Regions from separate parts of the Homo sapiens genome. Here all the other regions are linked to region 2. A link is a loop called in an ENCODE intact Hi-C map of the cell type or tissue named here. Cell type or tissue: heart right ventricle. All regions are shown on one strand.

What was found. Peaks named below come from ENCODE experiments on the same cell type or tissue, not always from the same donor. Only the 100,000 strongest peaks of a DNase experiment are listed, where the experiment ranks them.
Region 1: it touches region 2 in a loop (5-fold over the local background); 6 of 110 quality-filtered maps call a loop at or near these places.
Region 3: it touches region 2 in a loop (3-fold over the local background); 3 of 110 quality-filtered maps call a loop at or near these places.

What each region holds. Positions count from the first base shown.
Region 1 is chr6:69,136,483-69,141,482 of GRCh38, reverse strand. All of the region lies in intron 17 of ADGRB3 (adhesion G protein-coupled receptor B3), which reads right to left. Among named protein-coding and RNA genes, the nearest start is that of ADGRB3, 500 kb to the right of the region's middle. In heart right ventricle, no CTCF peak of the experiment used is centred here; a DNase peak (open chromatin) is centred at 2,268; H3K4me3 peaks cover 1,158 bases; H3K27ac peaks cover 3,260 bases.
Region 2 is chr6:68,972,599-68,977,598 of GRCh38, reverse strand. ADGRB3 (adhesion G protein-coupled receptor B3) reads right to left here. Exons shown (of 32, transcript NM_001704.3): 9 at 2,735-2,836; 10 at 2,259-2,365. Among named protein-coding and RNA genes, the nearest start is that of ADGRB3, 340 kb to the right of the region's middle. In heart right ventricle, a CTCF peak has its summit at 2,372; a DNase peak (open chromatin) is centred at 2,323.
Region 3 is chr6:69,368,802-69,373,801 of GRCh38, reverse strand. ADGRB3 (adhesion G protein-coupled receptor B3) reads right to left here. Exons shown (of 32, transcript NM_001704.3): 30 at 1,361-1,396. Among named protein-coding and RNA genes, the nearest start is that of LMBRD1, 430 kb to the left of the region's middle. In heart right ventricle, no CTCF peak of the experiment used is centred here; a DNase peak (open chromatin) is centred at 2,834.

The sequences.
Region 1 (5,000 bases), 160 kb before region 2:
TCAAGAATCACCTTCTCAGTGAGGCATTCTTTGGCCACCCTTATGAAATATCCCTGCCCCGGCCGGGCGCAGTGGCTCATGCCTGTAATCCCAGCACTTTGGGAGGCCGAGGCGGGTGGATCACGAGGTCAGCAGATCGAGACAATCCTGGCTAACACGGTGAAACCCCGTCACTACTAAAAATACAAAAAATTAGCCGGGCATGGTGGCGGGCTCCTGTAGTCCCAGCTACTCGGGAGGCTGAGGCAGGAGAATGCCGAGAACCCAGGAGGCGGAGCTTGCAGTGAGCCGAGATGGCGCCACTGCACTCCAGCCTGGGCGACAGAGCAAGACTCCGTCCCCACCGCCCCCCCCAAAAAAAAAGAAAGAAATATCCCTGCCCCAAACTGACTTCCTGTCTTCTTTCTTTCACTTCATTTTTTTTCTCCTTAGCATTTACTATCCAAATATTGTATATTTTACTTATTTGTCCTGCTTATTACTCTCCCCTTCCCCCTTGAAAGCTCCATTAGGGGAGAGATTTGTGTCTATTTTGTTTATTGCTATACCTAAAACAGTGCCTGGAATCAAGCAGGTTATTATTAAATGATTGTTGAGTGAGTAAATGAATGAATAAGTGAAATGAATTACTCTTAACTCTATCTAGGAATTCTTGTTCATATCTTTCTCTTTTTTTGATTTTTATTTTTTGTGGGTACATAGTAGATTTGTATATTTATGGGTTACACAAAATATTATGATATAGGCATACCATGTGTAATAATCTCATTAGGGTAGATGGGGTATCCATCACCTCAAACATTTATCTTTTGTGTTACAAATGATTCAACTATATTTTTAGTTATTTTTTAAATGTGCAATTAAATTATTATTGACAATAGTCATCCTGTTTTGCGATTAAATGCTAGATCTTATTCATTCTATCCAATTATATTTTTATACCCATTAACCACCCCACTTCCTCCTGGCGCCCACCACCACCTCTCCCAGCTCTCCCAGCTTCTAGTAATCATCATTCTACTCTCTACCTTCATGAGTTCAATTGTTTTAATTTTTAGCTTCCACAAATAAATGAGAACACGTGAAGTTTGTCTTTCTGTGCCTGGCTTATTTCACTTAACAAAATGACTTATGGTTCTATACATGTCATTGTATATCATATAAGATTGCAATTTTTTTCTTTGTTTGTTCTTTCCTGTGCTCTTCTTGAAAAGCTGATTTCAGTGACAATTCCCATGAACTGTCATATTTAACCTTATATATCAGTTATTAGAGACTTTTGAATTCAGAGTAAACTTACCAATATAATATTGTCAATTAGTATATTGCTATTAATCTTAGAATTTTTCCAAGTTTTCCAAGATGCTATGCTTGCATCTAAGATGCTGAAATGACAAGTTTTGTAAGAGATTTTTTTTCTAAATGGAATATTCAGTGAATTATCTAGGCTACAGTGTAGGAAGTGGCAGACAAGAATACAGACTCTAGTTCTAGTGTGTGCTATGCTGTTCAGCAATTAGACTATCTTGAAGTAAGAGCATTTAATTTCTATAGGTCTTATTAAAATAATTGCTTTAGATAAGGTGACTTCTAAATTACCTTCAAAATAGAAAAATATTCTTACTTATTCACTTTATATTGAGAGTTGAAGCAAAAATATGTATTTTAGTCAGGATACACTAGTTGTGGTTAAGACAACAGACAGATCTGTGTTCCAAGTGTATTTCCCACTTACTGGTTGGGTAAGCTTGTACAATTTACATAACTTTAAAAACCTATCTCCCCATTTGTCAAACAAAGGTGAAAATCCATAAACAGGTTTTGGGAGGATTAATTTAGGGAATATATAAAGTACTTGGAGAGGTGAATGCCACATAATAGTAAAAAATGGTTGCTATAGTTATCTCCTTTTCTGCATTTTCTATATATAAGTTTATGTATATAAATAATTCCATTGCATTAATAATGTAAGAATAAACATAAACCATTCCTCACATAAAATGCAACTTTACCCAACAGATACATGTCTTTATTTGAGAAACAATGACTATACACCCACAATAACATCTCTCACTGAGAGCAGAATGCCTGAAATTCCTGTATCAGCAGTTACTTTTTGTACTAACAGGGTACTAAGGAACCAACCAGTCTGAATATCAGTGAGTCACACAGGCATTTATTGGCATTTAAGTGCATGAGGGGACAAGTCCTTATGGGACTGCTGCCAGGCTAGATGAACATTGAAAGCAGGAGAGGAAAATGGGTGAGCTGAGATTAGCAGCACTGGACCAGCTAAAAGGGCAGCCCCGGTAAAGCGCTACCTTGGGAAAGCTCCGGACTATCAAGTGCGACCAGGTACCTGGTCTAGGGAGGTGGTAGGGTGAAGGGGTATGAAAATAGAGTTGAACAACTCATGAGCTGACACTCAACATAGAGATTATCTCATGTGAGTAATTTATCTCAGTACTGGTCAGTTTTTAAATAGAAATTCTTGGGCTTAGGGTAAACACAAAAACCAGGATCTACTTACTCTGAATAGAGTCATGCACTAGCTAACTTTAAAAGTCAAATAATATCTTCCTCTAGAGTCTTTTGACAGGCATAAAGCAATTTTTCTCACATTAAATTATTCCTTTTATAACCTTTGCTTCCCTTAGTTATTTGAATTATGATGTGAATTTCTTCATTTAGCTGTTCTTTTTAGTATCAACGGCAGCGTTACAATGAAATACTCTTATTTCTCATTATAATTCATTAACCTAGCATTTTATAAACTTAATATTGTAAATCTCATTAATTTAAAATTCAGGAAAGAAAAAAATAGCACCTCCAATAAAGAAGCATTTATTGTACCTGATAATTCATTTTAACCACCAAAGAACCTGACATTGAGCCAATTTCCTTTTCCAAGAAAATAATTTATGAAAGAATCAAATGACTTGAAAATGGGTATGTTGAGCATGAGGGTTATTAAGGTTTATTTTAAATCTCACTTTTGTTTTGGTACATTTCTATGGTGAACACTTGAACACTGGCTGCCACTGAGGTTTATCAGTAACCTGTTATGATAAAATGATGGTACCATGTCAGAGTCATTACATAGCTATGCCTGAGCCACAAAACAGCTTGGGAATTGGCAGCTGAATATACTTTGGCAACACTGAAGACCCTGAAATAGTTAACCACACACTGCCTGTAGCTAGTGTCTTCCTACAACATTTTTCTGATGCTGGAACAGTATTGTTGAATAAAGTGGATGTGGCAGAGACTGCCAGCTAGTCTCCAAAATTTTTTTCTTCTTCCTGGGAACACAGTAAGCCATATATTCCAGGCTTCTTTCTTGAAGTTAAGAATAGTTTTGTGTGATACAGTTTTAACAACAGAATGTCCATGGAAATGATGGGTACCGTTTCTAGGTCTGAATAATTAAAATCTCCCACATTTGCTCTTCCATGTTATTCTGTACTTTCTGTTGCCTGAAATGGGCCTGACCCCAAGGCAACAACTGAAGACATACTAAAGGTGTCAATATGTTTATCAACTGAGTTGCTGAATGACAGCACGGAAGAAGGCCATTCTGCCAAACATTTCACCTATTTGTTCTGTTAACATGAGGCAGAGAAAGGTATCTATTGTGTTTAGGCATCGTACACCTTTAAGGGGCTAATTCTTTTTTTCTTGTTTTTGAGACAGAGTCTTGCTCTGTCGCCCAGGCTGGAGTACAGTGGTGTGATCTTGGCCCACTGCATCCTCAGCTTCCCGGGTTCAAGTGATTCTCCTACCTCAGCCTCTCGAGTAGCTGGGACTACAGGAGCCAGCCACCATGCCCGGCTAATTTTTGTATTTTTAGTAGAGATGGGGTTTCATCATATTGGCCAGGATGCTCTTGAACTCCTGACCTTGTGATCTGCCCACCTAAGCTTTCCAAAGTGTTGGGATTACAGGCATGAGCCACCATGCCTGGACAAGGGGCTATTTCTTACAGTAACTAATATAGTGAACTCTCTTGTTTCGGAAACTACTCTTTTAAGCTTCTGATTGATTTGTTTTTGCGTGTGTGTGTTTGATTTGCCACAGCATCAGCTGGTCCATCCAGATGATCCAAAAAAAAAACACAGAAAATGTTAAGTTCATAGGTTTACTTTATCATTTTGTGAACTGATGGGGGTATTTAGCAAGGAATAACATCACTGAAAAAGTATTCAAATATAACCTACTGGGCAAAAGGTAACTGTTTTTCGAGAGTAAATCAAGTCTGCATAAAGACAAGAGGAAATAACTTTGGATGGTTATAAATGTTTGCATTAAGATTCCACGTTGAAACTCACAAAATGCAGGAGTTATAAGAAACCACACTGGTCATCTATTTTAATTTCACATTTGAGGCTCAAAAAGATCTTACCATTAAAAAAAAAAAAAAAAAAAAGAAAGAAAAGAAAAGAAACACCACTGCATCGGTGGGATGAGAAGTAAAAAGATATTTTCTATTGGAAAAAGATACGATTTTTAAAAAGGAGGAAACCACCAGTGAGGGATTGAAATCGGTTCTGTACTCAATGACATCACTGACCCTGTAGAAAATATTATGTATTCAATGTAGGTAATGTGTTTATACAAACAGAAAGTGCCACAAAAAGTGGGGCGCTATTCAAAGTAGAAAGATAAATTTTCTCTTCTATCTAGATATGCATAAAAATAAACTGTTACTGGAAGTCCTTGGCTCTAAATATGGCTATGGCTACTAAAGGAAATAAAGAAGTTTCAAAGCAAAGGAACTAAAATGATCAAAGGAAAAAAGTTAAAGAGTGAAGAAAATGTGAATTCTCCATTTTGAAGAAGAAAAAAAAATGGTGGGTTGAGAATCACCAAAGAAAAACAACCATGAAGGCGATTTTTAGAAGAAAATCGATTGTTTATATAATGCCAAATATATAGACATATAGAAGCAGATGATGAATTTAATATTAAATAAAAGAAACTCATTACTCTTCAGTGTAGTA
Region 2 (5,000 bases):
ACACTTTGAGATTTCATTTCTTCTATTTCACTGAGTGTATCTATCTTAATCCATTATCAGATGGCCTGCACTCAAGAATGAAACCCCATTTAAATGTTGCAGTACAAAACAGTACATTTGGAAAGTGAAAATTTTCTGCAACAAAAGTGATACTATTAATTCTTAGCAAATTTGTAAAGATTGCTCTGTTATTTACTTAATCCCTGTAATTATTCCCATTCATCACCACGACTGAACAAGAACTGAATATGGATATAATTAAACAAAGTCTAATGACTAAAATTAGAAAAAAAAATCCATTAAAATTTAATTTATACATTTTTACTTATACCTAATTTTGAAATATAATGGTCTGAGTTATTGACAGCTATTAATAAAAGAAGCTTTATATTTCATATTCTTACATTTTATATTATGAAGCTAAGCTATATGTTATATTCCCTCACTTATATATATTTTTGTCTCTAAATAGAAACAAAAAAAGACTATAAAAAATACATGTGTATATTTATATTTATATATCTGCATATAATATATAAATATAAAATCTTATTTATATTTCTATTTTTGAATTTATATCAATATAATGCATATTATATGATATATAAATATAAAACTTTATGTTTATGTGATAAATATAAAAAAATATATATTTTTCTATATTGTAAGTATATATTTACAACAGAAATAAGGCTGTATATAGCCAAATAATCATCAATTACTGCTATACACATATCTGTAGCAATGGCCCTTGAACAACACAGGTTTGAACTGTGCAGTCCACTTACATGCAGATTTTGTATTGCCTCTGCCACTCCTGAGCCTGCAAGACCAACCCCTCCTCTTTCTCCTTCTCAGCCTAAAGATAATGAGGATGAAGACTTTTATAATAATCCACTTCCACTATTCAAGCAAATATAATTTATCTTCTTTATGACTTTCTTAATAACATTTTCTTTTCTCTAGCTTACTTTATTGTAAAAATACAGTACAAAATATATGTAACATATGGAATATGTGTTAATAAACTGTTTTTGTTATCGGTGAGCCTTCCTTACTGGTCAAGAACAGGCTATTAGTAAATGTGAAGGGAGTCAAAAGTTACATATGGATTTTCGACTGCCCTGGGTGTTGGCGCCCCTAACGGCCACATTATTCAAGGGTCAACTGTATATAGATATACATAAGTATATATAATGACAGAAATAATTCTCCAGATAGTTAAATAATGATAAATTTAACTCCAAGTTTCATAAGGAAACATGCTGTACAGAATTTGACTTTCAGATTTTAAAAAAATGCTTTTCTTTTTCTGATAATGAAACAAATACTAATTCTATTAGTTGATAGGGGTTGTTATTGTATAAGCTATTTCTCCATCCACAAGCAAGAATACTCTTTAGGATTCTTACAAAAGTTATGTATATTTTTGAGTGACAGTAAGAACAGTAAAAGAAAATATAAGCACAACAAAACATAAAGGCATTTAAGTAAACATCACTCCTGCCAAGATTAAACTTCCCAGTTGGCTCATGTTCATATTTTGTTCTACACCCTACAGTGTTTATTCATGTATGGAGGCCCTGTTGACTGTCAGGATGAAATGACAACAGTCTGCAGTAATGACAATGACTTGTACTTGTAAAATACCAAGCAAAATGTAACTATGCTCAAAATATTCATGCATCATACTCTGTGAATAAGTCAATGATATGTGGGAAAAGAAGAGCTATTTTTTGGAAAATTTGGCCCATGTAATCTTTTGGGAGTAATTAAGTTTCTCTGGTGCAATAACACTGTCATTTATTTTAATGTCTTAATCTCAAACTGCAGTGAGAAATTTGATAGCTAAGTGACACAGCTTTATCACTGTCCAACTACTGCAAATTTAAATAATTTAATTTTAAAATGTATGATATTTTAAAATAAGTATTTAACACAGACTTAAGCCAACCATAATGCATATGTTTAACTTTTATAGGTAAAACTGAATAACAGATTTTGCTCAGGCCTTTCCCCCACTAGACAAAGGGTTCTTTCATTTAAATAGCAGGATCCATAAAAACCCAAGTCCTAGGAACAAAACAATTTAGCACTGACCTATAAAAATTAGCTTTCTATCACATTGCTTTCTCCTTCAGGCATTTCTTTTTTAGAGATGTTACTGATTTGATTGTACAGCAGAAGGTTAAATTCTCACACAGTGATCATTAGCAAAAAATAAACAGAGCAAGTACTAAAGCTGGCTTTGCACCTACTGAATGCTGCAAGTGTCTGTACTCATTTGATATGCATCTTGCAAAGCTCGGCTGTTCCCAGAAGGCCACTCCATGAAGACTGAGAGAGCAGCGTCTGCTAGTGGTGCCTGTGTGTCACAAAGAACAGAGAGAAGCTTTATAATAGGGATGTTTGAAGGCATCACACTTAGCTGGGAATCAGGCTAAAAATTAAGTTTGTACTTTTTTTCTTTAAAAAACATGCACATGAAATTGATATTTTGATTATTTTTATAATGCATATTAGTCACACTGAGAAACAATTACACCAGCAATATTTTCTATATCTCTTCATTGGCTTCATTTATGAAGCACTTTACTAAAATTGTTTCATTATTTGCTTATTGGACAGACTTATTTATGGATATAAGACAAAAACATGACTTCATAAACCAACACTGCATGCTGTTCTTGGATGGGGATTATCACTAGGGTTTGGGTGGGTCATCCTACTGTACCTGTGGCATTCAGGGGACATTGATTGAATGCCAAGTCGCCTGCTGGAGTTCTTTTCCACACCATCGACATCAGATAATCCTCAGGGCATATTTCATAAGGTGCTGCAATTTTAAACAAAGGGACTTGAATGTCAGTAGTGTTTAAAAAATTTTGGCAATAAACAATTGTCAAAGGCACCTCTCTAACTGCAGAGCTCTTTAGTTTTCTTTTTTTTTCTTTCTTTTTTTTAGAGATGGGGTCTCACTCTGTTGCCCAGGCTGGAGTGCACTGGCATGATCCTAGCTCACTGTGCAGCCGCAAACTACTGGGCTCAAGCCATCCTCCCTCCTTAGTCTCTTGAGTAACTAGGACTACAGACGTGTGTTGCCACATCTGGCCGATTTTTTGTTTTAATTCTACGTAGAGAAAGGGTCTCCTTATGTTGCCAGGCTCATCTTGAGCTTCTCCCAAAGTGCCAGGATTATAGAATTGAGCCACCATGCACAGGCTCTTTCATTTGCTTTAATGTATATTGTTTACTGAAATGTTAGTGGCATAAACATACATAAAAACCCATCAGATTTCCTTTTAGTATCTACAAAGTATTTACAGAATTGTAATTTCTTTTTGAACTGCTTACTGTGTAGACTATTTATAGAGGTCATTTGGATTTGCCTACAAGTTGAACATATTCAGGCATATCAATAAAAATATTTATAATATTTTAGGATGTTATACAAAAAAGTGACTTCCAACAAACAAAAAGGCACATTAAAATTATTAACTATTAAATGTTAAAAATAAATAAGCATAAAGAGTAAAAATACGTAACTTTTTACCTCTTCAACTAAAAGCAATGATAGCAGTAAAAATATACCAATTTGATCTTTTTGTCATATTATATTCAAAATTTCAATTTAATTATTGAGCAAGAAAATTAAAAATAACTTCAAAAATAACAGATGTTTAACTGTAATATAATGAAATGCAAAATAGTAGTGAAAGAATGAGGTCTATCTATATTGTGTTAAAAGTGACATCTTGCTCCCATGTGAAAGAATATTAGTCCCTTCTCTAGACACACACACTGTTGTGCTTTTCATACAAAATTGTCATTTACATGTTCATATATCAGTCTTCACTATTTGCTAGGGATCTTGTTTGGGTCTACTCACCTCTGTATCACTTGTACCTAATGGTGTGTTTGCCACATGAAGTTGCTCAAAATTGAATAAATAAATAAATGAATATATGTTTTATAAATACCTTGATAAATAAGTGAGGATCTTAAAATACTAAGTACCTAAATAAACACAGGAGTGTGATTTCTTGGGAGAAACATCTTCCTTGCAGAATAATATAATATTTAATCCATGATAATCATCATTCTACTGATACCAATTCCATTTCAGAATTTACGAACTCATTAAATTACCTTATAGTTATCAGTAGGGGAAGAATACAAGTTGACAAATTAAATCTTGAAATAATATTTAAAAAATAATTACCCAAGATAAGATGAATGGTTTGAACACATGGGTATTACAAAGCTGACAGTGTCACTGAAGATCAACTATTCCAACTCCTTCCTCTTTACAGATGAAGGCACCAAGGCCCAAAAAGAGGAAGCTTGTCTAAGGAGACAGAGCTGGTGGAGGTGTCAGCAGGACTGGATCCTAGAATCCACACTCCTCAGTCATCTTCCTTTTCTTTTCCCACATATACTCTTCATGACCTTGAATTGTTTAAGATAGTCCTCTCCCTCTGAGTATATGTAAATATATATTCATTTATTTATTCCATGTTCCCATTAAAACACATAGGCAATGTTTTCAATTTGTGTCCTCTTTGCTTGGTGGAGGGTTTAGCAGTTAATTCAACCTTCACCAGCCCCACTTTCATAAGCTGTCTCCTCCTAACCTTACCAATGATCTACCAACAAACCTCATCTTAGTCTCACACAGTCTGGGCCTTGTCTGTACCACTATATTTTGACTTTTCTCACCTTCTTGGAAATACTTTCTTCAGCATCTTAAGCCATTCTCCAACACTCCTCCACCAACCCCTCAGAGCATTCTTTCTTTGTCTCATTCTTTGTGTCCTTCTCAGAATCATTCATACCTTACTTCTTCCTTACGTTAGGTGTTTTTCTTGGATAATTTCAAGCATATTAATAATAGTAATATAATCATATTAGTATTTATTAAGCCCTTTTGGAGAGTTTTACATGCATGGACACATTTGCTCTCTCCCAACCACCTACGAGTTAGCACCTATGAGTTAGAG
Region 3 (5,000 bases), 400 kb before region 2:
GGTTAATTCCTTCCTCCTTTCCTTTATACTAACATAACAATTTATTGCTTTTAGACATGAATATATACAGTCTGATCCTCTATTTTTGGCTACCTGAAGAATTAATATTAAAAAGCTATAAAATATCTGTTCTTCAAAGGCACTAAAAAATCTGAAGGCAAAGATTGCTGAATATTGTCTATTCAGATTTATATTCTTGATACTTTTATGCTAAAAACTTTGGATACAATTAAATATATATTCAATGCTAAGTTACTACAATGAGGCTGCATCAGTATTAAAATTTGCTATTTAATCGTAGATAAAAGATTCCTTATCATTACTTTGTATCTTGTAGTCTGAAATGTTACTGAAAAGAACCAATTATCCTTGGACTCCATTCAGGGTAAAACCATTGTTGACCATTGCAGTAAATAAAAACAAGTCTTAGTTTTGACACATGATGTACATTGTAGAGCTAGAACATTGATCTACATAAATGAAACGACTGAATTAGGAGTAGTTAGCACGTTCTGGGAGGCTTCTGTAATTTTAGGAGTATCAATTAAGAGTATTGAGTTCTATGTATGCATCACAAAGGTACAAATATACTGGAGAAATATATAATGTATTATATCCAATTATGTTAGCAGACTATGAATCATATCCAATTATCAATACACATAAGTACATTTTATGTGGTGCTTAAACGTCATTAATTTTGTATTTAGCATAACCTCCTCAGATGGTATGATTTCAGTAATTTCGAGTAAACATATTACAGCATCAATATAAATTCAATGTAAATTGGAAAATGAAAATTTTCATCTTGTTTGTATCTGTGAAAAGGCGTTTACTAAACACAGGAGCACATTGAATCAATAGTTTCTACTGAAAAAAAAAGCATCAAATGTACCGCAGAGAACCTAAATAGCAGGAATCAGAACATGAAACAAGTAATTTTCAGAGAAAGCCTAGCTAACCAGCCTAAGCATACTCACAGGATCTCTTCAGGCAGTCACTGAAGTAAAACCAAGAAAATTGCTTTAAATATAAAAATCAGGAAGCTGACATTCCCCCTCCCTACAAACTGAATCAACCAGGTTCAACTCCTAACATAAATTGTTCACTTATCGTAGTATGTATAAAACAAATTCCTCACTTGTCCAGAAAATCTCAGTTTAGCAAATACTTGAAGTAATTCAAAATTTAAAAATTTCATCCTATACAGGATAAACTTTAATTAAAAATGTTTGACTTATTTAATTAAATTAGTACATAATACCCTTACATGGCTGCATAGAGTAATAATTTTTAAGTAACTATATATCTATTTTGAATTCAAGTAATTACAATTCTAAAATAATTCATATAAACTTACCTCAAAGTCAAGGTCTGAATATCGTGATTTTCTTCTCTGTAAGATATATTTTTAAAAAGAAGGAGAAAAACCAATAAAGTTATGTTTAGTCATTCAAACAAAATGAAAAATCATCATTTTCATTAAAGATAATCCTGCTTGTTTTATACATATTTCCTTCACATAAGGAAAAATGTAAAATTTCATGAATCATGAAAAATTTTATGATTTCAAAATATTCCATTCACAATTTTCTATTTTCACTTTGAACTTCTTTTAAAATTGGAGAATATAAAAATACAGAATATTTCTCATTTTGACCTCTTAACCCTAATTTTTAGTAAGGAGAAAATGTTCCTATGAAAACTCAAACAGACATTTCAATCTTGAAAGAGACTTTAGGCTTACTACAGCAAAGCTACAGACAAACAGGATTAAAAGTTGTATAGGAAAAACTGTCTAGTTACCTCGACATCTTCAACCAACTTCTAGTTTTCCTTCCTACCAAATTCTAACCAGTCCTCTAAGTCCCAAAGTTCTTCATAAGTCTCACCCACATATTTCTTGTAATTTGATAGTCCTCCATGACAGAAAAGTCCTTCTCATTGCTAGTCCTAAGGAACTAACGTATTTGTTCTAGTTCAGCAAAACAAACTATTCCGCACCCCAGTAAAATGTAGATGTATGTGTAAATGTCTCACAGTGTTTCTCTGTGGCTCCACCTTTGTTAAACAGTTTCTGAAATCTAGTTACAGATAAAATGCATTAATAAAATAATGAGGACTGATACAACCAGAAAACAGGATTACAATGAAATTAATATATTTCATGTGATATGATTTTCATGATATTAGTATAAAGTATTCTTAGCAAACTTTTAGTACAGATTTTTTAAATTTAGAATTTTTTGATGAGAGAGGGAATGAAACAGGGAGAATTAACAAACAATTAAAGCATGTAATATTCAGGCAGTTGGAAAAATATACAAACCTTTGGGCAAAATTTTGTTTTATTTTTCCCGTGCTCCCATCCCAACACCTACAAACTTCAATAATTTAATAGGAAATCATACCCAAGATAGGTAGCAGACTCTAGTCTGCATTTTAACTCTTGAACATTAGGAGAGACAGAAAAGAAGCACTAATGTAGTTTCTTGAAAACTATGATTAAATTTCTGCAGCTACAGTTAAAATTGTCATTACAGAATCAGAACCTCACTGTATACCTAATCCCCAAACCACGTTTCAGTAGACAGAAGGGGACATGCCGAAAGAAAGGTTTCATGTTTTAAGTGAAAAATTCCTGAAATAATTTTATTTTAGTGAAGCTGCTTAAGACTGAAAATGCAGTCTTCAAGTACAATCAAGGAGAGGGCTGAAAGGAGACTGCTTTATTAAATAAAAACTCAGCAGGTTGATCTCACTTTCTTCTTGTCTCCAACAGCACCTCAGCCTCGCCGTGGTGACATCCAGGCATTGAGCCCAGCCCTCTTTTGCCATCTCCCCGCCACTATTGTTATCTAACTGTGCTGTGTAAAAACCAGGCTCCAGTGTACTGCACCACACTTTGCTGCAATATGCTAGACTAAATGTCAGGGCTTCCATTCTGCTCTTGGATACCTTTCTTGGCACTGTGACTAAGCAGGACATTTTTGTCAGTATACATTAAGCAAGATTCTTTCTTAATACAGCAAAATTCAAGGCTGGAAACAGTTTTAAGCAATAATTATAAAACATTAGTCATGAGCTTTGCATTTTATTTGAAAATTAAATAGTGACATTTTGTGAAAAAGATTTAGAAGCAAGAGCAAAAGACAGGAACCTAGATCACCAGAGATAGATTCTGTTTCTGAGAGCAGGTATGTCAATGTGAAATATGGAAGGAAAATGGATACACTCATACAAGTAGATCTCATTCCTATTTAATTTTATTAAAATTAAATTCTAACATAAGGCATAGCAGAACTGGCAGTCTTGAAGGATTAGACTAAGGAATGAACAAATCAAACAAACAGATTTTAATCAAAAGAACCTAAAGATGGTGGTGGGATTTGGAGTGGATGCAAAATAAAGCAGTAAAGCCTTAAAAATTAGAGAGTGGGAAAAAATGACAGATTTTTACAGTCCAAGTGAGTTAAAAATGTGTGTAAAGTTATTCAGGTTTCCACAATACTGACCAAGTGTTTCAACCTTTTATTGTTTATATAGCACTTTCACATTTGCACATGCTACCCACCAGTGGGATGGTCGGATAAAATATTATTTATTTTCCTTATTTTATGAATAAGAAAAATTGAGGGTCAGTGGAGTTAAAATTACTTGCCCACTTCACCTGTGTGGTAAGCAAATGAGTTGGGATTCAAACTCAGGACTTCTGACTACAAGCGCAGCATTTCATTTACTATCTCTTGCTGTCTTCTCAGTAATACAGGAGTGATATGTTACAGTAAAAATGCCTGTGATGTTTTGCTAATTGTTACCAGACTCAGCAAAAATAACAATAGATGAGCCAGTCAGTCCAAGTCTGACTTTCTAAGCATAAAGCAAGGTCAAGCAGGTTAACTTTTACTTGTCAATTGCATTTTGAAGGAGAAAAAAAACCTAGCAATTTGATATTTACATATTTGAGAAAATATCTGTGTTGAGTAAAATAACTTAGAAATCATTCTAATGTGCAATCATTTATAAGCAATGATACAATAACAAACAGTAGGAGACTTCTCCACCTCCAGACATGACTCGCTCTCTCTTTTTTTTTTTTTTTTTTTGAAATGGTCTTGCTCTGTCACCCAGGCCGGGGTTCAGTGGCATGATCACAGCTCACTGCAGCCTCAACATTCAGGGCTCAAGTGATCCTTCCACCTCAGCCCTCCTAGTAGCTGGGGCTATAGACATGTGCCACAACACCTGGTTAAGTTTTGCATTTTTTGTAGAGATAAGATTTTGTCATGTTGCCTAGAATGATCTTGAACTCCTGGGCTCAAGCGATCCACCTGCTTCAGCCTCTCAAAGTGCTGAGATTACAGGCGTGAGGCTCCACCCCAGCCTTAGTTTATCTTAAAGGGGCATGGGGCATTGGGAAATTGATGGTGTAAAGAAAGAATAAGAACATTCAATTCTGTTCAGTTTTGGTCTGTTTCCACCGTTGGTATACATACAGTGTATTGGAAAGTCTTTCAAAGTATTGAAGTTTATTGAAACCCTAACTGACTTGCATGTTTATTCAAATGTCTTTCTGAGCTCTCTAAAATATTAATTCCAGAGAAGAAAGTGATTGGAAATTGTTATGTATGTTTTAAATTAAGAACCAACTGAGAAAAGTGGTCAAGCCATAACAATTTTTCTGATAATCTGATAACTTTTAAAAATGCTACATGTAAATTTAATATAAGCCAGGGATAGGTGATATTGAAATATTTAATGAAGATACAAATCCCTCTGTACATATATTCCAATTTTGCAAATAACCTAACGTAAATAATCCTTTTTCTCAAAGTAGGTAATGGAAACCTTCTATGCTCTTTCCTCTTCCTAATTTCTATGCTGTTTCCTCTTCTTAATTTCCCACTTAGAACTCATCTCAACTTGTATTCTATTCTCAATACTCCATTAAAATTCCTCTTGCTGACAGTCTCTGATGAGCTCCATCTGGTCAAATTCCA